Regions from separate parts of the Homo sapiens genome. Here region 2 is linked to region 1. The links are chromatin loops, found by intact Hi-C in ENCODE. Cell type or tissue: sigmoid colon. All regions are shown on one strand. Each heading gives the region's core, and the rest is flanking DNA. Links, peaks and the distances in the headings are about the cores only.

Region 1 (16,145 bases), core at 2,665-10,664:
AGCTTTTGTTTCTGGAGTTTCTGTTTACCCTTTTTGTGGGAGTCCAGAATAACAGTCTCCTGTTTTAGTCACTGGCCTGTGTAACAACCCAGTAAAACTATAGACCTTACATACAAAAATATGCTTATATTTTCAAGAACCTCAGGCAAAAAACTCTTGGTTAAGTCTATCAAAGAGAATTATCTTCAAATTGGAAAGGATAAAACAAGCCACAGATTGGATTATTGCACAGAAATATTCACTCTCCTCCATCACCCCTTGGGTGATAGTGTATTCCCCTACTCCATAGACATCAGGCTTGGCTGTGTGCCCTGCCTTGGCCTCATGGCAGGTGGAGTAGACATTCCTGTCCTTTAATATGGGCTCCAATATGTGACTGCTTTGGCCAATGGATGATTAGTAGATAGGATAAAGCAGAGGCTCATATGATTGGGCTTGGCCTTTCCTCTTCTGCTGTGGTCATGAGAAAAACGTTCTTGGAGTAGCTGATGGGTCCGTAGAGGATGAGAAACACACAGAACATTGTCTCCAGCTGACCCGCAGACCTGTGGCCAATTTCAGCCTAGACCACCTGACCCCAGCTGAGCCCAGATATGTGAGAAAGAAATCTCACGTGCTGTGGGTGTTTTGTTATGCAGCATTATTGTAGTAATACAGGGCACACCATTTGTATCCATTAGACTGTCTGCCACAGTGCTGAGTGCTTAGCAGGTGCTGAATAAAAATCTTTTGCACTGAACCAAATTGAAAATGTGCCTGTTGTCTCTACGGCAGCTTCAGAGCAAGGCTTTTGCTGAAGGCCCCGACTTGTAACATAATCTTTCGAGCACAGGTCCACAGCTCTGAATCTCAGTTCTTCTGATGTGGTTAAATATTTACATACACCCATGCCCACACGCATCTATTAACCATCCATCAGGACATAGCCTACAGCTTCCTTTGCCTGGGAGGGCTGAGCTATTTTGAAACCAAACCGATTAAGAACAGCAAGGCCCTGAGGCTGAAAAAAGACCCAGCAACCACAGATCCTCAAAATGTACAGCTCTGGGACCAAACTGACACATGTGGGCAAGACATGGACTCGATTTGGACAAAGAAGTTCCTGTGTCTCATATGCAAATATATATCTGGCATGATTTTTCTGAGAGAAGGCATTTGAGTACTGTTGGTGATGACTGTGGCAGGAAGATAGAGATAGACTTAATGTCACCCCATGCATGAGGGCAACTGCCAGGTATATGGGGGCAGGGGGAGAGTACGTTTCTGTTCCGTAATAATTCTGCTAATACCTAATAATAATAACCAATAATACCTAGCAATACACTAACAATAATACCTAATACCTATCTAGCACTTATGTGCCAAGCCTTTTATGTGTATCATCTCATTAAATCCTTACAATAACCCTCTGAAATAGAAATGATTATTGCCATTATTTTACAATAATGGGGAAACAAGGACTCGGAGAAGTTAAGGGACTTGCCCAAGGTCACACAGCCAGTATGTGAAGAAGCTGGAGTTCAAAGCTAAGTCAGACCAAGTAGACAAAGGCAAATAATATACAATCCCTGCCCTCAGGGAACTCACATTTTAATTGGTAGATTAACTCATAAATTATAACTAAAGGGTATTTTTTAAACTTATAATTATTAGTCTGGGAGTGGGGCATAGGAAGAAATCGTGAAGTGGGGAAATAGGGAATCTTGGTAGCTGAAGCTTGTCTCCTGAGCTTTGATGGAAGAGAGTTTGCAAGTTTGAGGGAGGAGGTAGGGTGGGTTTGGATCATAAGTGGAGAATGGGATCAGGAGGAAGAAGATGGGGACAGGAGCCAGGAGGTGTTGCTGGGCTAGGCCAGGAGGAGAGGACCTAGTTCTGCTCCTTGTGGGAGCAGACCTGGAGGACATAAATGGGCCAGGTGAATTAGGTTGTGTGCTTCAGTGTGTGAGACACGCGAAAACCTCCATCTTCTTCCCTGTGAGATTTTTCTGTAAAGTCTACAAAAAAGTCGCAACATCTGAGTGTAGCTGATTACTTATGATAAAGTGAAGGAGCTGAGGTCAAGCCCAAGGGTGTGACAAGAGAATCGCACCCTGGAGTCAGAGTGGGGCTGCTCTGAACACGCATGGGTATCTTTGGGCTCCGTAGGAAACGATGCACCCCTGACCTGATTCAGCCAGCACAGGGTGTGGTCAGTTAAGGGCAGAACCTTTATGGGGAGAAAAAGGCTTCTTTCTTGCAGGTGAGTTTAGCCCCAGGGCAGGGAGCACAGCGTGGCAAGCAGTGGGAGGGCTCAACTTCTGGCCCCTCACCCCCTCTGCTGGCTGTCTTTGGACAGGTATAAACTGCAGTATGATCTTCAGGGGACCAGACATTTGTCTGACACAGAAGGACAGCAGACATCTGGGTTACAAGGTTGTGATGATGCTGAGAGGTGTGGAGTTGTGTAGAGGTGTGGAGTTGTGTAGAGGTGTGGCCAGGTGGCCTCCAGGCCTAGGAGAGGGAAATGCGTTCTGCCTGGCCAGGAGGGCTCTCAGGTTGAAAAGATCTTCTGTTTAAGCCGAAGCCTGGGGAAAGAGTAGAATCTCATCAGAGAGATGACAGAGACAAGGCCCTTTCTGCCCCTGGAAAGCAAACATAAGTATGAATTTAGAACACTCTAGGTGGCTGATAGCATCATGAACTGCAAACATTAGCTCTCTACAAAAATTCTCCATAAGAAAGGAAGACCTCCATGCTTGTCACGCATTGCAGCTTCAAAGCAAGTCTTCTACTTCTCCTTCTAGTTAAGCTATTGGTCTTAACTTCTCCTGCACAGAAGATGCCAGTGGACTCACTGATCATCCATAACTGGTGTGTGAGATGGGTAGGCAGGAGGAGAGGATTCCTGGAGATGAGGGTGGGAAGGAAGTTTGAGCAAAATGTAAAGGAGTTGTAAAGGGGTGCAGGTAAGGTTTCTATTACAAGGTTACTGGGGACAGTTAGTTATCATTAGCTCTCACACCAGTTGGTACATCTGTTGAGCTACCCTGTCTCCTAGCAAGGCACTCACAGAGCAGGACACAGGACAGGTGAGCTAGGATGTAAGGCTTGGAGAGGGGAATCCTCTTTAGGAGGACAAGGCTGGGTGGGGTGGCAGAGAGGAGTCCAGAAACACAATGGGCAACTAGTAGTCAGGGCATAGGGAGGGATGATAAACTTCATTCACCTATTCTCATTTTCAAATACTATGTGGTAAACAGCTACCATGTGCCAGGTATGATGCTAGGCCTTGGAGTATACAAATGAATACTTCTTTTTCTCCTCTATCTACTTCAGTTTATTTTCTAGGTCTGGCCATGATACATACTCACCACTTTGCCTATCTTGACTGTACCAGAATTCACGATTCCGTTTTCAGAATTCAGAACTGACATGCTAGCATCTCTCTTTTCTCTCTGGAACACAGGGGGTCTGGAGTAGGAGTGTTCCCTAAGGAAGCAGGGACAGTCAGTGAGTGAAGAGAAACAGGCTGGGCCGAATGGGAGTTGTGTCCAGTCAACTGGGAAGAACAATGGAATATGGTGATTGATAGCTTGCATTGGCTCTGAATTCTTAAGGAAAATGAAGCCTACAGCAGAGCTATAATAACATATATCATCTCTTCCCTGGGAAGGAGAAGCAGTTGTACCTTCCTACCTATTAATCACATCTTCCATTAATCAGGATAACTCACCATAATTGTGATTACAGTTGGGAATCAATTAATGTTCACCTTAAAATAAAGTGTAGAGAGGAGAGCAATTAACGTAATAGAGTTAGAGCATCAAAATGACACAAATGTTATTGACAATTATGAATCACATCTTGCAGTTTTCGGGTCCTCTGCTCTTTCATGGAGGGGTTTACAGTGGAGGAGGGGAAGCAGTATCAGATCTTCCAGGTGAAAAACGTGAGGTCTGGCTCTCCTCATTACTATCCACTAAAGCAACATGCCAGTGGCTTCCAAGCCATCTTCTGCCTCCCTTTACTGCCTCCAGTTCCATTGGCTGCTCCATGGACATCATGCTTCTCTAGGCTACCCCTGTCTACATGACTAACTGACTACTAGCCTGAATTCTTAAGGAAAATGCAGCCTGCAGCTGATTAACAAGCCTCCAGGACAAAAAGGAACAGGCCCAAAGAAGAGCCAAATTTCCCTGTTGTTAGAAAGCCCGATGTATCTCAGGCTTGGCCTAGCTTTTTTTTTTTTTTTTCCCAAAAGAAAAGTCTGTGGTCTTTCAGACATGGACCATTTGGGTGTTTGTTTGATGGGTGTCATCTGGAAGGGATTAATAATATGAAATAGATTTAACATAACCTAAACAGAAAAACAATTCATATTGAACTCTTTAAGGAAGCACTTCTTGCATCTGTTTATGCTCTTTTCTCCCTTGTAACAACCCTGAGAGGGAGGTAGGCTGAGGTTTTTATTTTCTTTCTTTTGACTTTTTCAGATGTAGAAAGCAAAGTCTGACTGAGTGAAGGACTTGCTAAGTTCACACAGTTACAGGCAGGCTGGAGCCCAGGTAGGCTGTCTTATCATTAGGCCTGCTGTACAAAAATTGTTTTAACACATCTTACCTGATGGGCGCTCAAGTCATATTCAACCTGAAACAATCTCCTTTTCTGGATGAAATGCTCCTTGGGAAGCACTCCAGATGATGGTAAAAGATCCTGAGTTCAGTCCACCCCAGGCCTTTAACACACGTCTGCCAAAACTTGAGGAAATCTTGCAAAGGAAAATTTAGACTTGAAGCATTCAAATTCACCTGGAAGAGATCTCAGGGGTAATCAGATCCACTGGTTCATTTTCCAGATGAGGAAACTGAAGCCTGGAGTGGTAGGGGAAGTAAGGAGTGACTGGGGTCCATTTCCAGCTTTGGACAGAAACCTCATAGCCTCACTGGGCAAAGGGGATGGGATTGGGTTGTAATCTAAGAGAAATTGAAGCTGCAATAACTGAAAAAGAAATATTTGCAGGCTTTACCCAAATGCTTTGTGTAGATTTGGTCTGTGTCCATATGTGGTTGTTGATTCAAATATTTTGAGTCCTGCCAAATTTCCCATTTATCTTAAAGATGAATTTATACATATTTGCTGATTCTTTAAGTAGCTAATCTTTCATCTTTTAAACTCTCTGAAAATTCCAGATTAGCGTCTGAAAGTGAACATCTATAGATATGTGTCTGTCGGGGGAACAGCCATTGCAGGTAAACAGAAGCTCTGACAGAGGTGAAGTTCCGGGGTCTGGGCCTAGCCCCTTTTTTCTTCCCTACCCAGAAAAGGGCATTTCATACCCATTGCCCAGGGGCCAAGCCCTGGGGGCTGCCTGGACAGGGTGGCACAGCCCTACATGAGAATGGCTGTAGAGGCTGAGATTTCTGTTTGCTAGCTGAGGGCTTCTTCCCTCCACCTCAGCCATGCCCAAGGACCAGTCTGGCTACTGCAGCAGCCGGCATGGACCTCTCAGAATACAGCAGTGAGGCTGTTATCCGTAGTCTTCACATCGAGCCTTTGTATGTCTCAGAATGTCAGTTTTGATTCAATTGCCAAATAAACTTCAGAACATTGATGACCCACAGGCACTGAGTTTTTTCTTTTTTCTCTTTTAATCTCTGTCAGAAAAGAGAAATTGCGTATGGGGATATTCCAGGGTGATTGATCTGTAATCCTACCTACAGGCCGCCCTGAGATCTGCTGCCCTAATTAAGCATAGCTTCTCTTAAGATCAATGCCCAACATCCTGCACATTAGTCATTAGAACTTCAAAGGCCTCCATATCCACTAGATGGCAGTAGTCAGTTAATCATGTAGACGGGTAGCCTAGAGAAGCGTGGTCCCCGTGGAGCAGCCAAGCTCTAGGATTTATAATCAAGTCCAGAACGTCTGAATATAAAGATACCCTCTCCCCTCCTCCATGCCCCAGGGATTACTCTTGCTCTTTTAATTATTCTTTAAAATAACAGCTGCTTTGGGCTAGGCCATTTATGATCCACACATGACTACGGCAGAAAAGACATAGAGACCTCACCCAAAAGCTACAGCTGGGGGAGTGGTGTTTGAACTGTCCCTTGCTGAGTCAAGATGAAGTGCATTCAGCTGCTAGCTCCTACTGCTAGGAAAAGATTTCTCCATTGTCCTTTTAAGCCACAGCTCTCCAGGCTTTGAGGCCTTCAAATCAGGGACCTCAGCCAGACCCTGAGCCCCAAACCACAATTTACCACACAACTGTGCTGAGCTCTAACCAAGCACTAATATTAATTTATGGAACCACAAAGCTATTATTACAAAGTTTGTATTCTATTTATTTTTTTTCTGAAAATAAAAAAAAAAAAACACCTATTGAAAAATATGTCTGAACTGGAACCCAGCCTACATATTTCCTAGAACGACTGAATTGGGACTTGAGAATGTTCTGTGAACCTGAGTTGAACTGAATGTATATTTCATAGGCCTGGTGCCCTGGTTGAGACCCAGTTCTTTAAAAGACCCTTTATTTTAGCTGCAGGTGCTTCCAAGTCTGTGCTGGCCCCCAGTTTTGGAGAGTCTCAGAACTGGGTTGCCTGGTATGTACCCCCAAGGCAGCCTTTCGTTTAGAGATACCCCCAGCTCCTTCTGTAAGCTCCTTATTAGGCTGTTTTCTCTCGTTGGTCTTGATCATTTCTGTAGCAGCCAGAGAGTCTGATGGTTGGATCTGAGATTTATGTAGGACACTTGGCTAAAATATAAACAGTGGTTTAGAGAAAGGGAATCTGCTTTGTGTCAACAGTAATGTGAGGCTGGGGGGCCTCCAGCAAGCTGAATTGGATGTTTATCCACTGAATAAAGTCACTACATCATCTGGCCCTGTCTGAGCAGAGGGGCCCTGGTGGGAGAGCAGCAGACTCCCTGCCAACTCTGTAATCTGTTTCTGAACTTGCGGGAGGCCTCTTGGGCTGCCTGTCTCTTCTTACCGCACCTCACCTGGGTGGGCAGATGGAAAGGGGACCACCGAATCAGATTTAGTAAGCATCAATTTCTACTTCTAGGTGAGTTGATCACTTTTTGAGGGGGCACTTCATTTTATCCATGTGACAGCCCTCTGAGGACTTTAGGTGGATCCAGGCTTTGTGGGGTTTGAAGCTTGTACAATTAGAGGGAGGTGGCTTTAAGAAAAAGAGAATAAAATTACAAACACAAAAGTGAATCTTGATTCAGAATGACACAAAATGAATCTCACACACACAAAATCACTAGAGCCCTAGAAAGTCAGGTCTCTTTTGAGATCTCTTCAAGCAGTTTATCAGAAATGCTTATATAGAAACACTTCCACACATGCACACACACACACACAAACACACCCTCCATCCCTGTCAGCCAGACTTCCCCTTCCCCCAGAACACTTCCACACAGAAACTCCCCACGATCCCAGGACCATGAGGTGAAGGGGGTGGGAGGCTTAAGCTTTGCCAGGCAAATCTGCTCTGCAAGTAGTGTGATGACCGCCATTTTGCTCTGGTGATGCTGACTGACACATTATAGACTTGTGCAGGACACAGCCCTGATAAGGTGTGAAGCTGAAATTTGAAATCAGAACTTCTGCCTCTAAACCCTAATGTGCTTCCCACGGCAGGCTGCAGTCTCCCTCTATGCTGCCACAGTGCTCTGGGACTCTGTTGGTCTAGCCTGAAATCCACTCTGGAGGGCCAGTTTTGGTCTGAGTGGCAAATCCTACAATCCTCTTCCTTATCCTGAGGCCAAGGAGAAGCCCTAAGGACAGGAGAGCGGTGGTCCTTTCTGGGGGAGATGAACCGTTCCTGCTGTCGCAACTCCTTTCCTTCGAATGCTCGCTCCATTCTTGGTTGTTGACTCCTGCACCTGAAAAGGGCTTCACATCTTCTGCAAGGGACTGGCTTTCTGAGGGATAGGCTCTGTGAGAGGGGCTCTCAGGAGAGGCTGTCTGAGGAAGTGACTCTGTTTGAGAGGAGCTCTTGGATGAAGGGACTCTCCGAGGAGGGGCTTTTTTCGGAGGGACTGTCTGAGGAAGGGGCTTTCTGAGGGAGGTGCTCCCTGAGAGGGGCTCTCTAAGAGAGGGGCTGTCTTTGGGAGTGGCTCTCTGAAGGAGGTTCTCCCTGAGGGAGGCTGTCTTTGGGAGGGGCTGTCTGAGGAAAGGGCTGTCTGAGGGGGCCTCTCTTTGAGGAGGACTGTCTGAGGGAGGGGCTGTCTGAGGGAGGTGCTCCCTGAGGGGGGCTCTCTAAGTGAGGAGCTGTCCTTGGGAGCAGCTCTCTGAAGGATGTTCTCGCTGAGGGAGGCTGTCTTTGAGAAGGACTCTCTGAAGGAGGGGCTCTCTTGGCCTGTCCTGTCCTGTCAGACCCACAGGGCTAAGCGTGTCTTTGTTATGACTTTGTATCCAGGCCTCCCTTTTGAAGGCCTTTCTCTACTCTCACTTCTGACTGCCCTTCCTCTGAACCCTGTCTTCTTACTCCCTCCTCCCTTTCCCAATAAAGTCTTTCCCTCTGAGCAAGGATCTATTGTTAGTCATTTGTGTCTTAGGGTGAATTTAAGTCATTTGGTTTCTTCCTCCAGGATGAGTTGTAATTCTCCATTAAGGAACAAAAGCCCTAACCCTTCAAAGGAATGGGAGGCAGGGGAGTAGATGAGGGTTGTGACCTGACTTGGGGATGGGGATGGAGGGATTTCCACAATTTTGAAATTATATCTCAGAGGCAGCTGTTATACTTTTTTTTTATTTGTAAGGAAAGAAAGACAGAAAATTTAAATGGATTGGCCATCTACCAAGGTCCTGTGCTAGATACTTTCAGAAATGTTACCTTATTTAATCCTCAGAGCAACTGTGAGGTAGGTATTACAATACTCTTTCAGTGGATGACCTGGCTGAGGTTAGAGACAGTTACAGGGTCACCTAAAACAGAAGGAATAATTTTTTGGTAAGCACCTGTCTTGTGCCTGGCACTCCATTATTTCTTCTCCCAAGTGTCTCATTTATTCTTAAAGCACTGTCAAGCATGTAGTATTAGCTCCTGTTTTTAAATGGGAAGGTTGAGAATCAGAGTAGTGAAGTGGCTTTTCCAAGGTTCCAGGAATGTGAGAAATTACCTTAATGCAATGTGGCCTCTGCATACTCTACTAGATAAGTTCTGTCAGAGGTGTCAGAATAGGAGGATTCACGGGCCAAATTAAAGTGCTTAAACTCACAGTTTACTAAATCTGTTGAAAACCCAAAGCAACAGCAAGGGGAGAGGGATAGGGTAGGTTAGCTCACTTCAGATGGGAGCTGCCAGGTGGAAGCACCATACTCCTTGGATCCTGGGGTATATAAGCTTGTGTATCTTCCCTCTCTCTGCTGCATCAGCCTTCCCTGCTGATGGTGTGGTTATGAGGATCACAATTGAGATTTGAGCAAGAAGGCCAAATACACACCAAAGATCTCTTGGGCCAAAGCATAATTTTGCTGTCTGACAGGAGGAATATGGGGGCTAAAACAAGTTTGCTTAGCTATAGCTACAGCTTGCCAATTAGCCTTCCGAACAGTCGAGAATGTATTTGCATTTCTTTCTTTCTTTTTTGAAACAGAGTCTCTCTCTGTCGCCCAGGCTGCAGTGCAATCTTGGCTCACTGCAAACTCTGCCTCCAGGGTTCAAGCAATTCTCCTGCCTCAGCCTCCCAAGTAGCTGGGATTACAGGTGCCCGTCACCATGACTGGCTAATTTTTTGTATTTTTAGTAGAGATGGGGTTTTGCCATGTTGGCCAGGCTGGTCTCAAACTCCTGACCTCAGGTGATCCAACAGCTCGGCCTCCCAAAATGTTGGGATTACAGGTGTGAGCCACAGCACCCGGCCTTATTTGCATTTCTTATACAGAGCACCTGGGGCCAAAATGAGACCCTGTGGGTGTCAATCAATGGGTACCTAATTTAGAGTTGATAAAGCTTTTAGCCCAGAGATGGCATGATTATGACTTGTTATCTCTATGACTTTCTATCTATAGTTAGTAGATAACACTCTGATTTGTTTTATTATATGTCCCATTTACAGTATATATCTTTAGGATGTCTTACAGGTTACTAACTCAGTAGCTATAATTAGCATATCTTATGAATTCTGCCTGTCTCACAAGCTGCTTACTCACTCATCATCTACACTTCACACATCCTATGGGTTTTGCCTATACCTCGTAAGCTGCTTGTTTGCCTTCTATCTATGCTAGCTTTAGTTATCCATTGCTATATAGTAAAATACTCCAACACTTAGCAGCTTAAAATAACAATTCACATTTTCCATCTATCATAGTGTCTGTGGGTCAGGAATTTGGGAGCAGCTTGGCTGGGTCGTTCTGGCTCTCATGAGGTTGCAGTCACAATGTCACCCAGGGCTGCTGTCATCTTAACTGGAACTGGGGGATTTGCTTCCAAGATGTCTTGGATGTGGCTGGCAAGTTGGAGCTGGTGATGGCGGTAGCACCACATGAACTGCTCTGCAGGGCTACTTGAGTATCCTCATGGCATGGCAGCTCTCTTCCCCAAGGGCAAGTAGTCTAAGGGAGAGCAGTGTCTTTATGATCTGGCCTCCAAAGTCTCACACCATCATTTCTGCAGTATCCTATTGGTTATGCAGAACATCCCTGCCCACCCTGGGAAAGGAATATACCGGGGTCAAGGAGCTAGGACCACTGGGGTCATCTTGGCGGCTGGCTTCCACAATGAATCCAAAATTACCTGATGCTTGTATGTCCTTTTAAGTTTCATCCACCCAGTTTGCTTTCTTGATTCTATAACAGAATTGGCTATCCAAAAATAATGCAGCAAACTCACATTACAGTCCTGCAGCTAGTAGGTGGTAGAGAGGCCCATCTGCTTCCAAACCTTTTCACTTCCCCAGGCTGCCTCCTTGGGAGACTGGCTGTATCTCATGCCCTAAGCTCTGAGCAGATTTTGAAATATTAAGTTACAGCTATTAATAACAAGAAAAGCAACTATAACAGCGATCATAATCATCATCATCATCACTGAAGCATGCTGCTCAGTAGAAACATTATGTACAAGGCCCTCACAGAGCTGCCCTAGGGGGAACTGAGAAGAGCTCTGGGCTAGTGGCTTAACAGGAGAAGGAGGTGGTTGTTTCCTGTAGAAGATACTTTCATCCCCTAGACATGGGACTCATGACTGAACAGCACCTAGAAGTCCTTTAAACTTAAGATGTGAGACATCATAGAGCCTCTTACATCTGGACACGCATCCCAATCTAACTTACATTTCAATTTACCATCCTCATAAATCCTGACCACTACTTTTGGTTATAATATTGTCCAATGTGTTCAATTCTGTTTTGCCTCCATTTATGGTATTATATTTGCTTCTAATTAGTGGCATCTCCTTTCTGGGGCCATGCAGAAAGGTCATTATTAATTCATGCCTGATTTTCCCAGAGGTTCTGGTCTTGGCCTTTGCCAAGAACAGCAGTTGTTTTGTCCTTACTGATGCACATGTTCTATGATCAGTCACATAGAAAGGTTGCACTCAAGTTGTGTCTGACTTTGCTATGGCCTTCCAGGATTGCTTATAATGGGTTAAACTGTCCTAAAATTGCTCCAGTTATAAGCAATCTTGTTCTCATGTTAGTAGATGGCATTTCTTCATGTCGCAGCTACGAGGGCTCTTCCTTTGGGTTGAGAAGCCCTTATATACCACTAGGTTGGGATATGCATAAAATTAGATTTTCATTTGTTTATAACTTCTTTTGAATCTTCCTCTCTCCCAAAGGAGAGGGAGTGGAATGAGTCTTTTCACATGTGGTTCATTTGAAGTTTTACCATTGTTGCCCTTTAATTATTGGTACAGTTAATTAAAAAGAACAGTGGTTTTAGAGCCTCATTGTTTACTAGAGATGGCTAATTGATGTTTTACTTTCTGTGATGGTTAATGTTATGTGTCAACTTGACTGGGCCATGTGGTGCCCAGAAATTTGGTCAAACATTATTCTGGGTTTTTCTGTGAGGGAGTTTTTGGATGAGATTGACATTTAAATCAGTAGACTGAATAAAGCAGATTTTCCTTTCTAATGTGGATGAACCTCATTCAATAGACTGAAGCCTGAATAGAAGGCCTTTGAACTGAGAAATTGGCTTTTTTTCTGCTTTTGGACTTGAGCTGAAACATTGACTTTCTTGGGTCTGAAGCCTACTGGCCCTCAGACACAAACTATACCATCAGCTTTCCAGGGTCTCAGACCTACTGGACTTTGGAATGGAACTAAACCATTGGCTCTCTTGGGTCTCCGGCTTGCCCACTCACTCCACAGATCTCAGGACTTGCCAGCCTTCATAATCATGTGAGCCAATTCCTTATAACAAACACATACTATTGGTCCCGTTTCTCTAGAAAACCCCGTATAATACACATACCTCTTATTTGATCCCTGATATCATCTCCATGATTAGGCAAATCGTAGCAGGTCCACTCCAGTGATATGCTGCCATTTATCTAACTGAGAGAGCCTTCACTATTTCTTCCCACCCCAACCACTAGCAATGGTGTATCTTTACTTGGTAATCTCTCCAGTACATGTTCACTGTCCTGTCCTTTGTCACCCTATAGTTCAATGAAACCTTTTGTCTCTCAGTCTAACTCCCACTCTATTTCAGGAGTTGTCCTGAGGCAGCATTTTGATGTGTCCTTGTTCGGGGACCATTTGATAATCTTCATGAGTGCATCTCACAAGGACAGATAAGGAGATGGCTTCTTGGAGGATGGCTTCTTTGGCAGTCTAAAGTCCAAGTTCCCAGCTCCGCTGTCTGGGCCCTTGTCAAGGTGCTGCAGATGATGCTTTCAGGACTCTAGGCAAAAGTGCCACTGCAGGTGTCCTTTTATACGTAGGAGATTCAGCACCTACTGATATTGTTTGATGGTACATTTTCATTTCTAATCTCAGCCTCTTGCAGATACCCAATCCACCAGGTTTCACATATACCTCTACCTTTGAGTGGAGGTCCAAGCAGCAAGGGGTCTTGAGTTGGAGCAGAGGCTGGTGCAGTGAGATCTGTTTTGATATCCTATTACTCTGACTGCACATTACACTGCAGCACCTTCTACGGCACCCATGTAGACACATGTGCTTTCTGGAGCTTCTGGTAGTTTGTTTCTTCCAGGCTCCAGAAATGATCCCTGGACTTCTGAGCAAGCAAACTGCTGCGATCAGTCTTTATTTAGATGGTCTCCTGTGGAAAATCAACTTTTAGCTGCTTATAGAGATCTGATTAAAATCAAGCATCTCTGTGATGACCATCTGTGTAAGAAAAATATCAAAACCACATGTACCCTAAATTTTGTTTACTTGAGTTCTGTTCTATCTGGAATAAAATAATCTTGCCCATGCCACAGGTGACTGTATTTAGGTGGATGTGGTATATCTGGACAGTGGCATCTCCTTGTAGATACCTTCTACTCCTATGTGGTGGTGATGAGCTCTCCCCTAACTAGGAGTATGGTGACCTCAGGGATGCTGGTTCTAATTTCCCTTTACTTTATAGCTAGCCATGACTTTTAAGTGAGTGAGGAAGCCACCTGACTGGGTTCACTGATGGCTCAGTGTGATACAAGTAACTGAATAGAGCATGGGGGCAACTCTGCATTATCCAGCCCTGAGAGATTTCCACATGAGTACATGAGACGGGTCCCTCATTCTAGTAGGATGAGCTAGGGGCTCTCTATATGGTTATTGCCAAGGTTATCTACTTGTACATTCCCTCCGTCTCCTGCTAAATCACTTTTGGATTATGGATAATGGCCTCATTCACTGGTCTTCTCAGTGGGGAGACATTTCTCATTAAGGCCAAACTGCTTTGGCTGAGACACCTGTGGAAAGAGATTAAGCTGACTGGATAGGGTCAGCATCTAAATCTATTATGATGCTAATCACCAGAAAGGCTCTTCCTCTTGCTATGTGGATATCATGGCTCAAGTTGTTTTACTCTCAGTCCTGACCCTTGTGTCCCTAGCACAGGTAGGCAGTGGCAGTAACTGCCAGGGGTCCCCTCTTCCTAGTTGTTATGCAAATCCCTTTTCTTTTGCACCAGCTATCAGCAATATGGGCTTTTTGAGAGTCCCTTTTGTATGACTATATCAATTAGATGTTGGCCTGTTAACTATATGAGACTCTTCCCTTTTCGTCAGGGCAAAAAAATGTCTACTGACCCTGGAGGACTGTTACTCTGGGGTTGAGATTCCTTTCTGTTTCGTTTGTTTGTTAAGGAGGCAGCAGCTCCCTCTGTTTTCAGAGATATGGCATGTCACATCATGGCCCTGTTGCTTCTGCCCAATACTGAGCATGAGAGATGGACATTCAGTGGACTTTCTACCTTGCCTACCACCCCCAGTGGCGGGTGGGGCAGTCAGGTGTCACTGAAATATGGAGTGGCCTTTCAAGAACCAACCATGTCCCCTTCCCGTCTCCATCTTTTTCTCTCTGTGTCCCATCTTGCCCACATAGTAAAAGTCCTAAATGGCCACCCCCTTTGTGGCTTGGTTTCTTTAGCCACTGAGGTATGCAGGGTGTGGGCTGAAGAGTAGAGAATTGGGCTCATGTTTTTGTAATCTTGTCTTTGACCCACATTTGTATCTATAGCTATGACCTCTCAATAGCCTCTTGGTAGGAATCCTGAGCCTAGAAATGCTACCATAATTTCCCTACATGATACATATATTAACCTTTTCTGCTTCTTCCTTTTAGGGATATCTCTCCATATTCCACTCTACTCATCCTTCTGTTTTTTGCATTTTGAATATGAGATCGTATATTTTTATTTTTCTATGATTTTTACCTTTTCTGCTGTTTCTGTGAATTTAGTAAAGGGGGAGATCTTATCATGTGCTCAGTCTGCCATCATGAATGAACAGGAAGCCAGGTTCCGCTTTCAACCTCAATTCTCCTTTCTTCATTGTGTAGATCAACTTCTCTCCCTACCCCCTACTCAGATCTGAGCTCCTGTTTATATATGCAAAGACTCATTGATGTGCTCTACTAAACAGTAGATTATATATTCCAACTCTTCTCTTTGGCAGCCTGGGATAATTGGCAGAAGGTTTAAAATTTCCATCTTTCCCTTCATCTTCCCCCATTAATCTCAGCCAGGGGAAGGAAGCTATATAGATTTATATCCTCTCTAATATAAATTATGTCCTCCTAAAAAGGCAGATATAATTGTTTTAAGTAATTTTTTTTCTCTATTGTAAGTAACAATTGTGGAGTGCTTATGTACCAATAATTATATAAAGTAAATTGACAAACATTAGTTCAGTTAATTCTTACAACATCCTGAATGTCAGTGTTTCATCTATGTATACAAGTGAGAAAACAGGGACTGAGAGCGGATAAGTAGTTGACTGTCATCTCACACCTACTGAAGGGCAGAACTGGAATTCAAATTCATGCTTTGTCTGATTTTAGAGTAAACTTTTTCTATAAAGACCCTGATAGTAAATATTTTAGGCTTTGCAGGCCATGTAAGGAAGGTCTCTTGCACATATCCTTTAATACATCTTTAAAAATGCAAAAACAATTCTCACCTGGTGATTATCAGAAACAGGCCATACCAACAATCATATGAAAAAAACCTCAACATCACTGATTGTTAGAGAAATGCACATCAAAACCACAATGAGATACCATCTCATATCAGTCAGAATGGCTGTTACTAAAAAGTCAAAAAATAACAGATGCTGGTGAGGTTGTGAAGAAAAAGGAATGACTATACACTGTTGGTGGGACTGTAAATTAGTTCAACCATTGTGGAAAACAGTGTGGTGATTCCTCAAAAACCTAAAGACAGAAATACCACCTGACCCAACAATCTCATTACTGGGTATATACCCAAAGGAATAGAAATTATTCTATTATAAAGACACATGCGGGCCGGGCACAGTGGCTCATGCCTGTAAACCCAGCACTTTGGAAGGCTGAGGCAGGTGAATCACGAGGTCAGGAGTTTGAGACCAGCCTGGCCGACATGGTGAAACCAAATAAATAAATAAATAAATAAATAAATAAAATAATTAGCTGGACATAGTGGCAGGCACCCGTAATCCCAACTACTTGGGAGGCTGAGGCAGGAGAATTGCTTGAACTTGGGAGGC
Region 2 (16,145 bases), core at 3,519-11,518, 430 kb after region 1:
AATTGACAGCTTTTATTTCTTTCTTAGTCCATAAAATAATGGTGCATCTTACAACACATGGAGACTTAGAGTTCATTAATTATGGTAACTAAGAGTTGCTGAAAGTCCCTCTTCTTCATAGTCTTATTCCAGTATGGCCTCATCTCATGGATTATGAATATAAGTTATGACACTTTTTGATAGAGGATCAGAGAATTTAGCCTCAAAGTTGGACTGTTTACATTATGATACTCCAATACTGGCTTTCAGAATAATCACAGATAGGGGGGCAGGGGTCACATGGCCATTTCTATGGCTTTCTTCCTTGCAAGCTGAGGAGATCTCTCCAGAGCACACCTCAAGAAAAGCAAAGTGGTAATACATGGCTATAATGAATGTAGCCAAGACAGTTTCAGAGCAGGATTAACAATGACTCATTTCAGCCGTGGAAATATTTTAGTGGTCCACATGTCTAATTTTATTTCCTGCAAAACTCTCCCCATATATTAGTTGCAAATTATCCCCCTAAATGAATTGTTGGTTTTAAGCCAGTTAATATTGGAGGACTGCTTCTCAAAATTATGGTTTTGATTTCAAACTGAAGCCATTCTTCTTGATACTAAATAGTTCCATCGAGTCACCAATTGTCTGTCAAACTAGTGAAACTAAAATCATATCATCTGGAGGTTACTCATCTCTCGATTTCTGTAGTGATTTTAAATCAGTAAGTTAAAAGTCAGAAAGAAAGGGAACCAAACATCTCTTTGTTTTACACACTGAAATGTTTTCTGATCCCCTGGAGATCATTCTTACTGCTCTTCCTTAAACTCTGGCATTTGGTGATAGACACAACATCAGCAGTATCTGGGCTCAGTATGGCCCACTGAGCCTGAATAGAGCTGAGTCAAGTGCACAGAATGGAAGACCAAGGAAAGGTCAACACAAGCTGCAAACTGTCCTGTGTTTTTCTGACCGATCTCCCATGGGGGCCTCAGGGGTGTCACAGCGGGAGAGTGCAATAACCTGGTCTAAGTATTTTGCTATTCATGGAGAATGTTAGTTAGCCTGAGAAACTGAGCCTTGAACTCAGTTTCTGACGGAAACTCATAGACATTATGTTTGGCACACAGTCATCTCAATTCGTTTTTTTCTTTTTCAAATAGGACAGACTCATGTAGGACCACGTCGGTAGAATTATCAAAAAATTGGCAAACAATTTACCTGCTTAGTCAGACTAGACCTTGAAATCTGTGGTGGCAGGAAGTCTCCATTGGGCTGATTTAATTGGAAGGGTTTTTTCGGGTTTTTTTTTTTTTTTTTTTTTTTTTTTTTATTGAGATGGTCTCACTCTGTCACCTAGGCTGGAGTGTGATGGTGTGATCATGGCTCACTGCAGCCTCAACGTCCTGGCCTCAGGTGATCCTCCCACCTCAGTCACCCGAGTAGCTGGGACTACAGGTGCCCACCACGCCTGGGGAATTTTTTGTATTTTTTGTAGAGCTGGGTTCTCACCCTGTTGCCCAGGTTGGTAATTGGAAGGTTTTAAACAGTCTCTGTATGTGAGAGTGAGCACATCTAGCCATCCAGTGAGGATAGGAGTCTCCATGCAACCGAATGTGATTTAATGTTGTTCCTCTCTAGGACTCATCTCTAAACTCCACTCACAGGTCAGAAAACTTTTCCAAGACCATGTCTCCACATTTTGAGTTTGAAAAAATGAGATCAGGGTCTTACAGATGTTTTGGGATTGTAGAAGATAAAGGGAGTAATATGGGTTTGGAAGACCCTGTTATTCATGACAATGCAGAAGGGACTAGAGCAATGCTTATGTTTTTGTGTCTGTGAAAAGGGGGCCTACTGGAAGGGAATAAAGTCAACAGATGCATAAGAGACCAAGATCTTCAGGCACATGGAAGCTTGTATTTATCCACTGTCTACAATTCCCAGTGTAAGCAGAGACCAGTGTACAGGCTAAGAAGTACTGAAACTTTCTTTGACTTAGGAAATTGAGCTGCATCTTGAAAAAAAAAAAAGAACAGTTAATTCAGTTTAAAAAGGAAAAGCAAAACCACCTAATGAACCAATTTCATATTTTCTGAAAGTAGGAAACTGCAGTAAAACTAGGATGTCAGGCATTCTCACATTCGATCCTGAACTAAATTAGCTTTCTAGTTGATTCATGTCTTTGGCTATGATATGCTAATTGCAGACCCTTTTTATATATTTATTAAAGTAGGATCTCACCTTTAGCAATTCATTATGATTTGGTTTTAAAAAATAACTCTATACTTGAAAGAATTAAAATGTATTTCCTCAGAAATATTCTATAAATCAGACTTCTCTATTTTAGTCAGATGGGCTTTTAATAATATGAATGTGAATTAGTGAGGCTTGATTTTAATTGCTTCATTTTCCTTATTCTGATGAATAACAGGATCCTATAGCTTTTCAATACAATAGCTGATAATAAAACCACCTCACCTGTTATTTATGAGTCATATTCTATTCTCCAGAGTGCCTTCAGCTAATGAGCAAACATCAGCTGTATCCCTGAAAGAATAATTGTTCTTATAGAAATAATTACTGATTGATAATTACTGACTTTTTTGAGATTGAAAGACCTGCTCTCTATTTTTCTTTTATGCTATACTCAACAGGAAAAGTCAGTTGGCGAGAGTACCAAGTATTTAATTACTCAAAATATTAATTTAATTAATTTCAAGTAATACATATTGAGTGTATAGTACTGCCTGTCAGGGGGACTTTGGTAAGATATGACCCACACACATGAAAAGTTACATGACAATAAAGTCAGGTTATCATTATGTGTCAAATGAACACTTAAGACAGTAGCTATTGTAGAATTCAAGAAGCGGAGGAGTCATAAGATCAGGAGTCACTGAAGGATTCATCATTGGGGGAGGCCTTTTTGAGGGCCTTTACTTGGGGTAGGATTTTTTTTTTAACTATACTTTAAGTTTTAGGGTACATGTGCACATTGTGCAGGTTAGTTACATATGTATACATGTGCCATGCTGGTGCGCTGCACCCACTAACTCGTCATCTAGCATTAGGTATATCTCCCAGTGCTATCCCTCCCCCCTCCCCCCACCCCACCACAGTCCCCAGAGTGTGATATTCCCCTTCCTGTGTCCATGTGATCTCATTGTTCAATTCCCACCAATGAGTGAGAATATGCGGTGTTTGGTTTTTTGTTCTTGCGATAGTTTACTGAGAATGATGATTTCCAATTTCATCCATGTCCCTACAAAGGACATGAACTCATCATTTTTTATGGCTGCATAGTATTCCATGGTGTATATGTGCCACATTTTCTTAATCCAGTCTATCATTGTTGGACATTTGGGTTGGTTCCAAGTCTTCACTATTGTGAATAATGCCGCAATAAACATACGTGTGCATGTGTCTTTATAGCAGCATGATTTATAGTCCTTTGGGTATATACCCAGTAATGGGGTGGCTGGGTCAAATGGTATTTCTAGTTCTAGATCCCTGAGGAATCGCCACACTGACTTCCACAATGGTTGAACTAGTTTACAGTCCCACCAACAGTGTAAAAGCGTTCCTATTTCTCCACATCCTCTCCAGCATTGGGGTAGGATTTTTAAGCAGGTGAGGAGAAGGGTAGAAAAATAGAGAGATGGTAGCAGTGGTACCTTGTGTAGCATAAGCAACCATAAAAGGAAATGACTGTGTTTGGAGGGGATCGTTAAGCAGTCTGCTTTGCTCTGCCAAACAAGGGGCTTATGCTCATCAACACTGTCAATGTCTTGAAGGACAAGGAAAGGCTGAAGAATTGATTCAGATGGAAGGAGACTAAGGCAGCATGACAACTAAATGCAAAGTGTGATTCTGGATTGGAGACTGGTTTGGAAAAAAAAATTTCTTTTCTTTCCTTCTTTCCTTCTCTCCTTCTCTCCTCTCCTTCTCTCCTTTCCTTCCTTCCTTCCTTCCTTCCTTCCTTCCTTCCTTCCTTCCTTCCTTTCTTTCCTCTTTCTTTTTTTTGGTGTGTGACAGATTCTCCGTCTCCCAGGCTGGAGTGCAGTGGCGCGATCTTGGCTCACTGCAACCTCCATCTCCTGGGTTCAAGTGGCTCTCATGCCTCAGCCTCCTGAGGAGCTGGGACTATAAGCGCGCACCTTCATGCCTGGCTAATTTTTGTATTTTTAGTAGAGATGGGTTTTTGCCATATTGGCCAGGCTGGTCTTGAACTCCTGGCCTCAAGTGATCTGCCTGCCTTGGCCTCCCAAAGTTTGGGATTATAGGCTTTTCCACTGTGCCCGGCTGGGAAAAACATGTCTATTTAAGACATTATTGGGAAAAATTTCTGAAATTTGAATATAGGTTGTACACTAGATGCCAGTATATCAGTGTTAAATTTCCTGAACTTCATAAAGGTATTGTGATTGTGTATCCCTAGGTGTTCTGTAGTAATGCACCACAAACCAGGGACCTTCAAAAAACAGAAATACATTCTCTTATAGCATCTGGGGCCAGCAGTCTGAAATGAAGGTGTTGGTGGGACCATGCTTCCCTTGACAGCTCTAGGGAAGTATTTCTTCGCCTCTTCCCCACTTCCAGTAGTTGTTGGCAATCCTTGGCATTCCTTGGCTGGCAACTGCCTCACTCCAGTCTTTGCCTGTGTTGTTTCCTGGTGTTCTTCTTGTGTGCCTGTGTCTTCACATGGCCTTATAAGGACGCCAGTCATTGAGTTTAGTCCCCAAGCACATGTGACAGCATCTTAACTAATTACATCTGCAACGATCCTATTTCCAAATAAGGTAACATTCTGAGGTTCCAGGTGAACATGAATTTTTGGGAGAACATTATTCAACCCCATCCAGATTATATATGAGACTCTCCTAGTTTTTAGGAGATAGATGCTGAAGTATTTAGGGGAAAAGGATAATGATGTCTACAACATACTTTCAAATGGTTCCTCAATAATAATAAAATTATGGTCATATTTATGGAGAGGGAGACAAAATACAATATGGAATAATGTTAACAATTGATGAATTTCAGTGAAGTGTATGTGGGTTGTATAATTTTTGGAAATTATCTAGAGGTTTGAAATTTTTCATAATAAAAACATTTTTTAAGAAGCAAAAGAAGGCGGGGTGCAGAGGCTCACACCTGTAATACCAGCACTTTGGGAGGCTGAGGCGGGTGGATCACCTGAGGTTAGGAGTTCAAGACCAGCCTGGCCAACATGGTGAGACCCCATATCTACGAAAATATCAAAATTATCCAGGCATGATGGCGCGTGCCTATAATCCCAGCTACCCGGGAGGCTGAGCTGGGAGAATCCCTTGAACCCAGGAGGCGGAGGGTTGCAGTGAGCTGAGATTGTGCCATTGCACTCCTGCCTGGGCGACACAGCAAGACTCTGTCTCAAAAAAAAAAAAAAAAAAAAGAAGCGAAAGAAAAAAGAAAAATCCACAAAAATGTTGATCATATAACATTTTTCCTCTGAACATTGTTATGTCTGGAATGGTGCCAAAACTGCTAACTCTATACTGCTTCAAGTCTAAGGAGGTAGCAGTATCAACTAGTCTTGAAATTTATACTGTCTCTGTTCTTCCTCTATGGGAGATTTTTTTTAAATGGCTTAAACAGGTTTGACTCAGGATTTTAGTTTCTTGCAGCTGAAAACATCTTACCTCAAACAATAGACTATTGCAAGACTGTGTGTTATATTAGCCAAGTTAAAGTCAATATTAGCCAAGTTAACGTCAATATATTTCCTTTATTTGAAACAAACAAGAAATCCACTTTGATACTTTCATGCTTTATCTATATTTATAAAAATAGGTGAACTTTTAAAAATCAGAATTCCAAGGCAGTTTTCTTAAGTGAAATGTTTGGCATATTGCCCAAGATTTTGATACATGATACCTGTCCTAATTGTCCCTTTGAATGTCCCAGATAAAACTACATTTCTTAGAGACAAGTTAAAAGGTCTAGATTTTTTTTTCCTTGTGACTTTTTATTCTTTGTTAAGAAATAGCTCTCAGCAAGAATATTGGGCTTTAGTGGGGAAGGTACATTTCTAATTTTTGTAACTTTATGTATTAATACTACTCAGATAAATGGTATACTACACAGGCTTGGGGAACACATTTAAAAGGCATTTTGGGTTTTAGCTGAGAATACTTTTAGAATATAAAATGCAATGTATTTTGCATTTCCTGAAATAAATAAAACAGAGCTGTACAAAATATACAGTGCAGCCCTTTGGAAAAAGAGATATCCTAGCTCAGGGCAAGCCGTTTGATGGAAATAGCATTTTCTCCAAGCAGATGGGGCTGGCTCCACTTAGTCCTGCAGAGGGCCAGGGGGACTTGTTTGTGTGCAGAGCCTTGGTCTAATGCCAGGAGAGCCAGCTTGTAAAGTTATTCCCATAGGGCTCATTCCCGTCTGCCCAGCATCACCCCTGACACAAACAAAACAGCCACGGGCCTCCTTCATTTCTTTAAGATGAATGAATGCTGCCGTAAAGAAGGACTTTTATTGAACTGTGTGACATGATGCAGAAAGAATGCTGTAGTGAAACACAAAACTATATGTTATAAACGTCAACATAAGAGAAGTAGTTTGGGGTGCATTTTCTGATGTCTACCTTACTATAAGATGTTTTGACGGATAAGTTATAGTAGTAAAAGGCTGTCTCCATAGTATTGGAAATACCTGCTGGATTTTTCTGAGGTCGTCTTGGTTGTAAGGACAGAAATACATTCAGGCTAGCACACAGCTGAGACGTTAAGTGAAACATAAGCTCACGCAAATCTGAGAGTGGGAACCAGGGGACAGGGCCTAGCAGTGCTGGGAGCTTGAGGCTTTATTCTGGATCCAGAGCTGCTATCTGGGGCCCAGAGCAGCAGGTGCTTCTGGATCTTGCACTCAAAGGCTGTGAGTGGATGTGGCCCAGCCACCGTCTGCTTGGGTGTGCTGCCGCCAGCTGGCTTCCAGCCTTCTGCTCTGTTTCATCACCTTGCAGTCTCCACCCCCTCACCATTTCTAGTTTCTCTTAATGCTCTCCATGCATCTCTGGCTCATTGCAGTCCCTCTAAACCATTTACTCCCTCTTATCCTTACAGCTTCTCTTCTTGCACCTCACCCTCTCATTCCCTCAGTATTTTCTAGTTCAGCCCCCTAAGGAGACAGACAGGCTTATGGCCCAGATTGTCTTTGTGCTCTGGGCCATGTCACTGTCCCTGACCCTCCCTGGTCCAGGTGGCAGTAGCTGGCAAGCCATAGGGGTTCAGTGGGACAGAGAGTAGTCAGCCAAGGCAGCTTCCTTCAGCAAGAGCTTTGGACATAGACCTGATTGACACATCTGGTTCAACCAAATATTACAAAATAGTTTGGGTGTAACCCTCTGATGCCATTTTATGATAGACACTTTAAGATAGATGGTTTAGGTCAGGTGTGGTGGCTTATGCCTGTAATCCCAGCACTTTGGGAGGCCTAGGTGGGTGTGTCATCTGAAATCAGGAGTTAGAGACCAGCCTGGCCAACATGGTGAAACCCCATCTCTACTAAAAATACAAAAATTAGCCAGGCATGGTCATGGGTACCTGTAATTTCAGCTACTTGGGAGGCTGAGGCAGATGAATTGCTTGAACCTGGGAGGCAGAGGTTGCAGTGAGCCGAGATCATGTCACTGCACCCAGCCTGGGTGACAGAGACTCCATCTAAAAAAAAACAAAAACAAAAACAAAAAAAAGAAAAAAAGATAGCGTCAGTCCTAATTCAGGATCTAAGATCTAGATATATAACCAGGAGTAAGCATTACACTTAAACTCTTCATGCCAGAGTCAGTGCCTCTGTCTTAGGATGTTTGTCATAAAAGGAGGGCATAGAGAAGAATGTTTTCCTTTGAGACAGAGGTGGTGAGATGAGAGAACTTAGCTTCAGCAGCCTGATGTTATCAGGTGTCGAGTGGGCTTTGTAGGAGAAAAGCGGGATCAGGATGATGGTGGTGTGCCGAGTATTAAATATTTGACTAAGTTGATTGGAATACGATAACAGCTTTAATTGGAAGAACCTAAGGACATGCCCATAAATGGTTCAATTTATGAAGCCCATTCATGGATCTATTTAGGAGGTTGAGTTCATGCAAACAATAACAGTAATTCTTGGGTCTCTACTATAGTAAGTCAAGCACTGAGCCAAGATCTTTCACTGGCCACCCCGTTTCATCCTCATGGCAGCCTTTTAGGACACTTAGGCTTGTTATCTCTATTTGACAACTGCAGAAATTAAGTTTTAGGGAGGCCAAGCAACTTTCTCAGGGTTGCAAGGTGATGACCTGGCTGAAATTTTGAATTTTGGTCTCTGCCTAATAGACAGACATAAAAATAGGACACTGGGTCTCATTTTTTCTGGTGCTGCTCTCATGCCACCTCCTTCCACCCAAGCAGCTTTTGCTTAGCAGTGACAATTCACCATCCAGCCTTTAGGGTTCTGTATAGTGGCTTAAGACAGGAATACTTGTCATGCGGTGCAGAACTTGCTGGGAAGAGCATCCAGGAGGGAAAGAGACACTTGGGGGCAGACACCAGAGCCTTGTAGGGTGTGCCAGTTGCCTGTTGTATGACAGTCTCCTAAGAGACTTTACTGGTGCAAGCTGGTGGCCCTACACACTACCAGGTCACACACAGTGCTCAGCTAGAAGGAGGGAGACGGTGAGGAGGTCATTCTGTTCCTTTTAACACTTCTGGAGGGTGTGTAGAGGTGTGCTCTCACAGTCAGGGCAGGTGAACCCTCAAATTTTATGAAGAGCTTAGGTGAGACAGGGGACATGTGTGAAAGCAGTCATGTCTAAAGTAGAAATTATTTCTGCATGCACCGGCAAAACATTAGCACCCATAAAAGTCTCTGCTTTTTATTGCTACTTCTTCACTGATGAGTGTTTGTGAGGAGAGGGTGCTTCCAACCGATGTTTGCATTAAAGGAATTTGTTAGGTCTAAGAACATACCAAATACAGTGTTCTCAAGGTTTGGAGCATTAAGCCTTCTTTAATTCAGAGTTTTGTCAACGTGTTGCAACAACCTATGAATCAGAGGATGACAGTTTGAATCCTTGACTCTTCAGCAGTTTCCATGAGGTAGAAGAAACTGCTCCACCTTCTCTCAGAGGACCTGAGAGACACTCTTCGTTTACTACAGCTCGAGAGGTTTGTTGTTTGGTCCCTTGGAGCTGGAAGAGGTGAATGAGGCAGACTGGAAAAATAAAACAGTTATTATACAATACACTTGGATGGAAATTTAATTGTGTTTAGACATGAACAAACTTTTTTAAAAGGCAGATACAAAGTTATTATGCTTTTCAAATCTTTAGAATGTATTTTTGAAGATTCTCCTTCTCTTCAACCTTTAAATAAGAACCAGTAGAAATAGTGCAACTTTTTGAGAAAACAATGGTTAGTATTCCCCTGATATCACAGCCAGCTTATTTAGCAAGCAAGTAATTCCCAGGGCTGTGGTGACTTCATCAATGCATCTGATGCACAAACGAAAACATCCTTCACTTCTGTCCAAAAAATAAAACGATTATTATACTTTTATGTTGATAATAAAGTCAGCCATCAGTACTGTTTTGTGTGTGTGTGTGTGTGTGTGTGTATGTATGTCCCCAGGCCTTGAGGATTACTTGATTTGTTGTTAAATCCTAACCAGAAGCTTTGGATTTAAAGGAAGGAATACTGTATACACAAAATGCATGAGGCTTTTTTCTTTTGATTGGTAGCAATGATATACTACATATGTTATATCATATCAGTATATTGAAAAGTTCCCAATATTACAATATTTGAATAGAAAGTGATCTTGGCCTATCTAATGCAAGTGATAGGGCAGAATTTAAGTTAAACAGGATTCCTTTGATTCCTTCCAACAAACAATTATAAAATACAGAATTTGAAAAGGAGAAATGAAACAAACCAAAAATTCTATTGACCATGTGCTACTGTTAGTTCCAACTGTAGTTGGAGTAAGTTTCCACTGGGCGAGGCATAGAAATCGAAATACTTCTGAGGTTTAGATCTTACTTCTCTTATGCTGTCCTGTTGGCCTATGACTTAGCCAGGCTTGTGGAATGCCATGGCATATTCTCTGTCTTTAATTAAAAGAAGTTTTAATTGTGGTAAAAAAAAAACACACACATTACACAAAATTTACCATCTTAATCATTTTCAAGTATACAGTCCTGTACTGTTGGGTATGTTCACTTTATTGTGTAACAGCCATGCCATTTCTCTTACTTTTACATTTTTTAAAACCTTTTTTTTTTTGCCTGAAAGAAGTGGGGAATGAAAAGGGATTTTTCTAAAAGGTGCCTGCGTCTCCAAGGGAACTTATTTCTCAGCAGTATAACCTGTTGGGCCATGTAGATGAATCTGTTTGGGCAACCCTTCCCTTGAGATAATATTGTTCATGTGTGCGTTCCCCATAGAGCAACATCTATTCTGCTTTTGATGATTCTTACCTTGGGGCTGTGGATGAGGCTACACAAACAAAATTACCCCATAGTTCACCTCATCTTAGTCATGAAGACCTAGGCCTTGTTCATTCAGTATGCCCAAGTCAGCCACTGCATAATAAACTTGAAATATTTGGCTCTATTATTGATTGATCATATAGATAATGGCCCCAGATTCAATCAGCCATCCGAAATACTGCTGTGGTTGTGCTTGGTTTTTAATTTTTTTAAGTCATTTAAAACAGACATAGTCTTAAATGCTTTCTCTTGAAAATCTGATTTAATAGAGTCATTATAAAATTGCTAGGTGGTTTAGTTTTATTGGACTTTTATATTTGGTGGAGAATTTTCATTACAAAAATTACCTATTTTTTTTTCCAATGTTGGACTTTTTATGAGAAGAGGAAAGTGCTTATACAGATTTATATAATGAACAAAGGTGAGAGAGTTAAGTTTCTAATTTTCTGGAACAGTAAAAGATGGTTTATCCCCTATCTTTGCTCTGGTCATAGATGAGAGGATCCCTTCCACGTGAAATGCCCCAAATGAAGTGTGATAGTGATACTCGGTCATGGTTAGGGAGAGGTGATGCTTCCTGTGTCACTATACTGACAGCTGTGTGTCAGGACACCTCTGCGCCATTCGATAGGCTGTGATCCCTCTGGCCAGCCCACCAAGAGCAAACCTTAATCCAGTTGTGTTGTTAATCACACAGATATTTAGGGACTTGGCTTTACCTTCAACAGTCTTCCAAGGAGTTCTTAGTTCTAACATTTGCGTGATTTCAATAGCTGATGATAAACTCTCTGCAGGCATTTAGGGACGTCGCTTTACCTTCAATAGCCTTCCGAGGAGCTCGTAGTGCTAACATTTGCCTGATTTCAATAGCTGATGATAAACTCTGAGCAGATGAGGTCTCTTTTTTGAAGACCTGCCGATTTCCACATTTATCTTTGTTTCCTACAGATACTGTCTCCTGAATAATTCATATTTTTCTTAGTTTCCTTTCCTGGCTCCTTTCCTCTATCCATCCTTAAATGCTGCTGCATCTTGGCCATCTTCTTTTCTTTTACACTGTTCTTGGGCCATCTCTGCCACTTCTGTGGTGTCAGATACCACTAATAACATATGTATGTGTGTATACTTGGAACAGATAACATCACCTGAGTTCTAGGTCCCACGTATTCCATTGCTTCTTAGATATATTACAATTTCTAGTCACCATAGACACATAAGATTTCATATGTCCAATATAGAACTCATTAACTTTCCCTTCGCTTCCCTCCCTGAACCAAATATACCACATGAGTTCTCTTGTCTGTGTTCCTGATCTCTGTGAAAGCAGAAGTCTAGACGCCACCTTTGGCTCTTTCATTGCCGTTTTTCTGCATCTGTGTGGTAGTCTTTGTTAATGATGTTCCTGTTATTTCTGAAATTGTATAATAACATAGCATGGCATCTGTTGCTTCACATTTCACTTCCCATTCTGTGATTATAAAGAGGTCATTTTTGCAAGGATGTTCAAGGCCGTCATCAGCTTCTCAAGGATCCTCCAAGTCCTTTGGGAGACAGCCATGCAGTCCTCATCCCAGTTCACTTTAACCCCTTACTTGTTCGCTGGTCCCTCCCTTGTCAACAATGTTTTTGTGATTTGAGCAGTTTTTCAGCACTCCTTACATTGCCTTTATGAAATCTTATATCTTTGTAAGATTTGTGAATATTTTCATTGCATTTGCTTTCTATCCTTGAATACCTACCTCATTTGACCATCAGGAAGAGGCTGGGTGAGGGTGCTGGGTTGATGGGTGGAAGAGGCCCTTGCATGAGGCAGGGCTGTTTCAGTTGGAAGTCATTTCCTCAGTACTTAGCTCACCCCTGAGTGTTGCATTCTTAAGGCACCATTCGCTTCCCCACCCACTCTCTTAACCGTAGGTCTTGGATATTCACAGACAACGATCTCTTGCATATTACCTTTGAACTGTCCCTTATATATTTTGTTATATTTTTACTTTAGAGGCTATAAAGATTTTTCAATAGCAAAGGATGTGAAAACTTAGGGAGAGAGTGGACAACTTAGTTTGCTATCTCAGAGCACAACATAGTTTGCTTCCAGAAGGAGATATAGGGACATATCTCTGTTGATGAAACCGTTCTTAGAATTTGAAAAGCAATTTTATGCCTACCATTTTATTGGATTTGTTACTTCATTTTGGGTAGCTGGTGATGTTCTGCTGTTTATTATTATTATTATTATAATTGGAAGGGGTCTCACCTTGTCGCCCAGGCTGGAGTGCAGTGGCGTGATTTCGGCTCACTGCAACCTCCGTCTCCCAGGTTCCAAGTGATTCTCCTGCCTCAGCCTCTTGAGTAGCTGGGATTGCAGGCATGTGCCACCATGCCCGACAAATTTTTGTATTTTTAGTAGGGATGGGATTTCGCCATGTTGGCCAGGCTGGTCTCCAACTCCTGATCTCAGGTGATCTGCCCCCATCGGCCTCCCAAAGTGCTGGGATTACAGGCATGAGCCACCGCACCCAAGCTTATTATTTTCTTCATTGGTGGCTCCTACTAGTCAGCAACTGCTAACTTGTAGGGTAAGAAATTAACAGTAATAATAGGAATAACAGTAAGACAATTGAGTGTTTACCACATGCCAGGCAGTATGCTAAGTGCTTTCGTCACATTTGAGTGTACAAATTGACTGAATGAATCAGATCATCACTGCAAAGGATCATGAGTTAGCATGCTATAGCCCATTCTCTGTCCATCTAAGTTCTCAGACCACTTTTATGGGGCATTCAGTGAATGGAATCAGTTGTTAGGACTGCAGGAGTCCAGGAAGTTAACATGAATGGAGAAGACATTATATAAATGTGTCTAGAGACATGTTTGGAAGAATAAAGCTATTATGACATCCTTTGGCTATTCATTTGGGTTTAAGTCATATAGTAGTTGGTATAGGAAAATGGTCTTAAGAGACAAACTGGAGTATGTTTGTTTTCATCCTTCCTAAATCTCAGAGACAATCAGCTTTGGTAATTCCTGTGGATTTTTTCCATGCTTAAGAATGTGAGGAAAATATTTCCTATTTATACATTATATCAATTAAAGCCCTCAAAATGTCTCTGTTACACAAAATGCAACTAATAATGCCACAGCGATTTTCCCATTGTCATGTCACTAAATAAGTTGGCTTATGCAGGCTTACACAAATTGTCATTTTGCATGATTATAGTATTACAAGAAATTTTTGTGGCTTTAAAAACCTGCTGTAGACCATTTTGCTTTGCTTGGCTAGCCTTTAGGATAATAATGCCATTTACTAGACTTTGCTAAACCCCTAAAATAGCAAAGGTAGATAATTAAACTAAGCCACAGCTACTGCAATGGTTGTTTCTGTGCAATAGGGAGAAGACGGGAAGCTTGGTAATGTTTTGAGCAGAACCAGCTCATCATTGAAATGCTAAGAATGAGCTGGAAAAATATTTTAAAATAGGAATTATATAGTCAAAGCCAATGAAACTAACAGAAACTCCTAACAGTTGGTCTGGTGTTAGTCCACCCACCCTAAATTTGAGTTTAAAAGATGCTTTGGGACTAAGCATATGTTGGAAGGAGTTGATTTAAGCCAACAGGCCTCTGACTTACTTCGCTTAAGATAATGCACTCAATACAAACACCTCGTTTGGGGCACTCAGTCTAATTCTGTGGTTCATGGTTTAGAGAGCCATACTTTTGTAGTTCTCAGAGATAAATGTTTTGCTTGTTTATGACTCTAGGGAAGAGGATAATACATTTCTGAACAGCACCATCAGAGCTGATGAAGTCTCTACACTTTTGTTGTTTCTATTCTGGACAGGGTAAATTCTTCTGAAATTGCATAGATGATGGATCATCCTAAGATATCATCCTAAGATAATGCTGTGCTTGCCCCTTAGACTTGTGGGATGAAGGAATGTAGCCAGCGGCTTCATATAAACTTGCGCAATAGTATTACAGATCCTACTTTTCAGAACTGAGTACAGATGGGTTTGAGAATAGAATCTGGTAGAGAGATGGCCAAGGAAGCAGAAGTAGAATGCTGGTGTTAGTTAGGATTGGGTTTGGCCACATGTAAGCAAATACTTAATATAATGATGGCTTCAACAAGTTAGTTTATTTATTTATTTTTCATAAAAGAAATCCAAAGGCAGGCAGGTACGTAGGTAGGTAGGTAGGTAGTCCAGGATTGTTATGGTGGTTTCACCATGTGATCGGGGAACCAGGATCCTAGTTTTCCACTCTCAATCTTTATTACTAGGATCTTACCTTGTGGCTCAACATGGCTGCTACACTCCAGTCATCACACTACATCTGCATTCTAGCAAACTATAAGGAGGAAGTGACAAAAAGGATAATCTTTTCTTCCCTATGAGGAAGCTTCTAGGAAGTTACATATCTCTTTAGCAGAAACTTGGTCACCTTACCACACCCACTGCAGGAAAGGACAGAGAATGTAGGCTTTTAGCTGAGTAGCAGTATACCTCACTTAAAGTCCAGTTCTTACTACTATGTAATAAGAAACAAGTGAATATCAAGAGAAGAGTTGCAGACCCTGGCACAACTGCTAGATACTATACTGTTTATGCAAATATCAGAGCGGCACGAACTTTAAAAGATGGCATCATAAGTGTGGGTTATCTTTCTCACCATGGAGAAAAACAACATATATGTTGAAGCTCTTATTAGAATACAAATATTGGGTAGTTGATTGAAATTGCCCATTGAAACATTGATTCCCTCTTAGTAGTCTGACAGTCTTATGCAAGCCAAAAGGAAAGATGTAGCCCAGGAACAGAGAAACGGAAATGATTAAATGCCAGCTCCGTGACTTTTATAGCAGTTCATTCAGCTGCCTACCCACAAAGCACTTCCCAAGGAAGTTACAGCCAAGAATTCACTTGGCTGGGCTTGTCCATTTTTCATTCATTTCAATGACCATCTCCAGGAATAAAAAACATTCTGAAAGAAGAAAACCTATTGAAGGACTTGGGAAGTATGAACACAGTTTTCCTTTAAAAGAAAATTTTAAAAAGAAGTAGCTTTAAACCACCTATGTTTGATTAGGAATTTTAGGGTCCCGTTTTCCTCTGTGTGTTTGTGTTTGTGTATCTAAGTCACTACAAATATATACATATGTATTCAAGATCAAGTTATGAATTTCATAGAATTAGGAACTTTGTCGGTTTTCTTGTTTTAATGATGTTGAGTGAAAACAGAAAATAGGAGGACATTCTTTTAAAATAGCCTTGCCGAAAACCTGAAAAGGACTCTAGCATTCAATAAACAGTACATTTCTCCCTCATTGGGGGTCAATGAATGTTTAATGCATGGGGCAAGATTTTGGTCTGATCTGCAAAAAAAAAAGGAAAAAAAAATGGTAAATCACAGACACAGGTTTGCAACGACTTCTTGGATAGATCCCATAGCTCTCCAGTTGCTTTCAGGGATTTAAAAAGTTGGGTCCGGTTTTCTTCATGGCAGGTACCTTGATCACTTTGGAGGGTTCCCTTGGGGTAACACTTACTCAGCTTGAGGTAGGTGAGTGGGCAAGGTCAGAGCACTGCTTATGCTTGTGCATTGCTTGTGCCTCAGAGAATCTACTAGCAACAACCTCTAG

Evidence for each region. A loop is a pair of places that touch in the nucleus more often than their neighbours do. Peaks named below come from ENCODE experiments on the same cell type or tissue, not always from the same donor. Only the 100,000 strongest peaks of a DNase experiment are listed, where the experiment ranks them.
Region 2: a loop joins it to region 1, with 7 times the contacts of the local background. A loop is called at or near these places in 2 of 110 quality-filtered maps.

What each region holds. Positions count from the first base shown.
Region 1 is chr11:112,582,545-112,598,689 of GRCh38, forward strand. No RefSeq gene overlaps it. Among named protein-coding and RNA genes, the nearest start is that of LINC02764, 35 kb to the left of the region's middle. In sigmoid colon, for the core only: CTCF peaks have their summits at 5,776 (motif pointing right) and 5,977; a DNase peak (open chromatin) is centred at 5,857.
Region 2 is chr11:113,008,031-113,024,175 of GRCh38, forward strand. All of the region lies in intron 1 of NCAM1 (neural cell adhesion molecule 1), which reads left to right. Among named protein-coding and RNA genes, the nearest start is that of NCAM1-AS2, 53 kb to the left of the region's middle. In sigmoid colon, for the core only: no CTCF peak of the experiment used is centred there; DNase peaks (open chromatin) are centred at 6,371 and 6,931.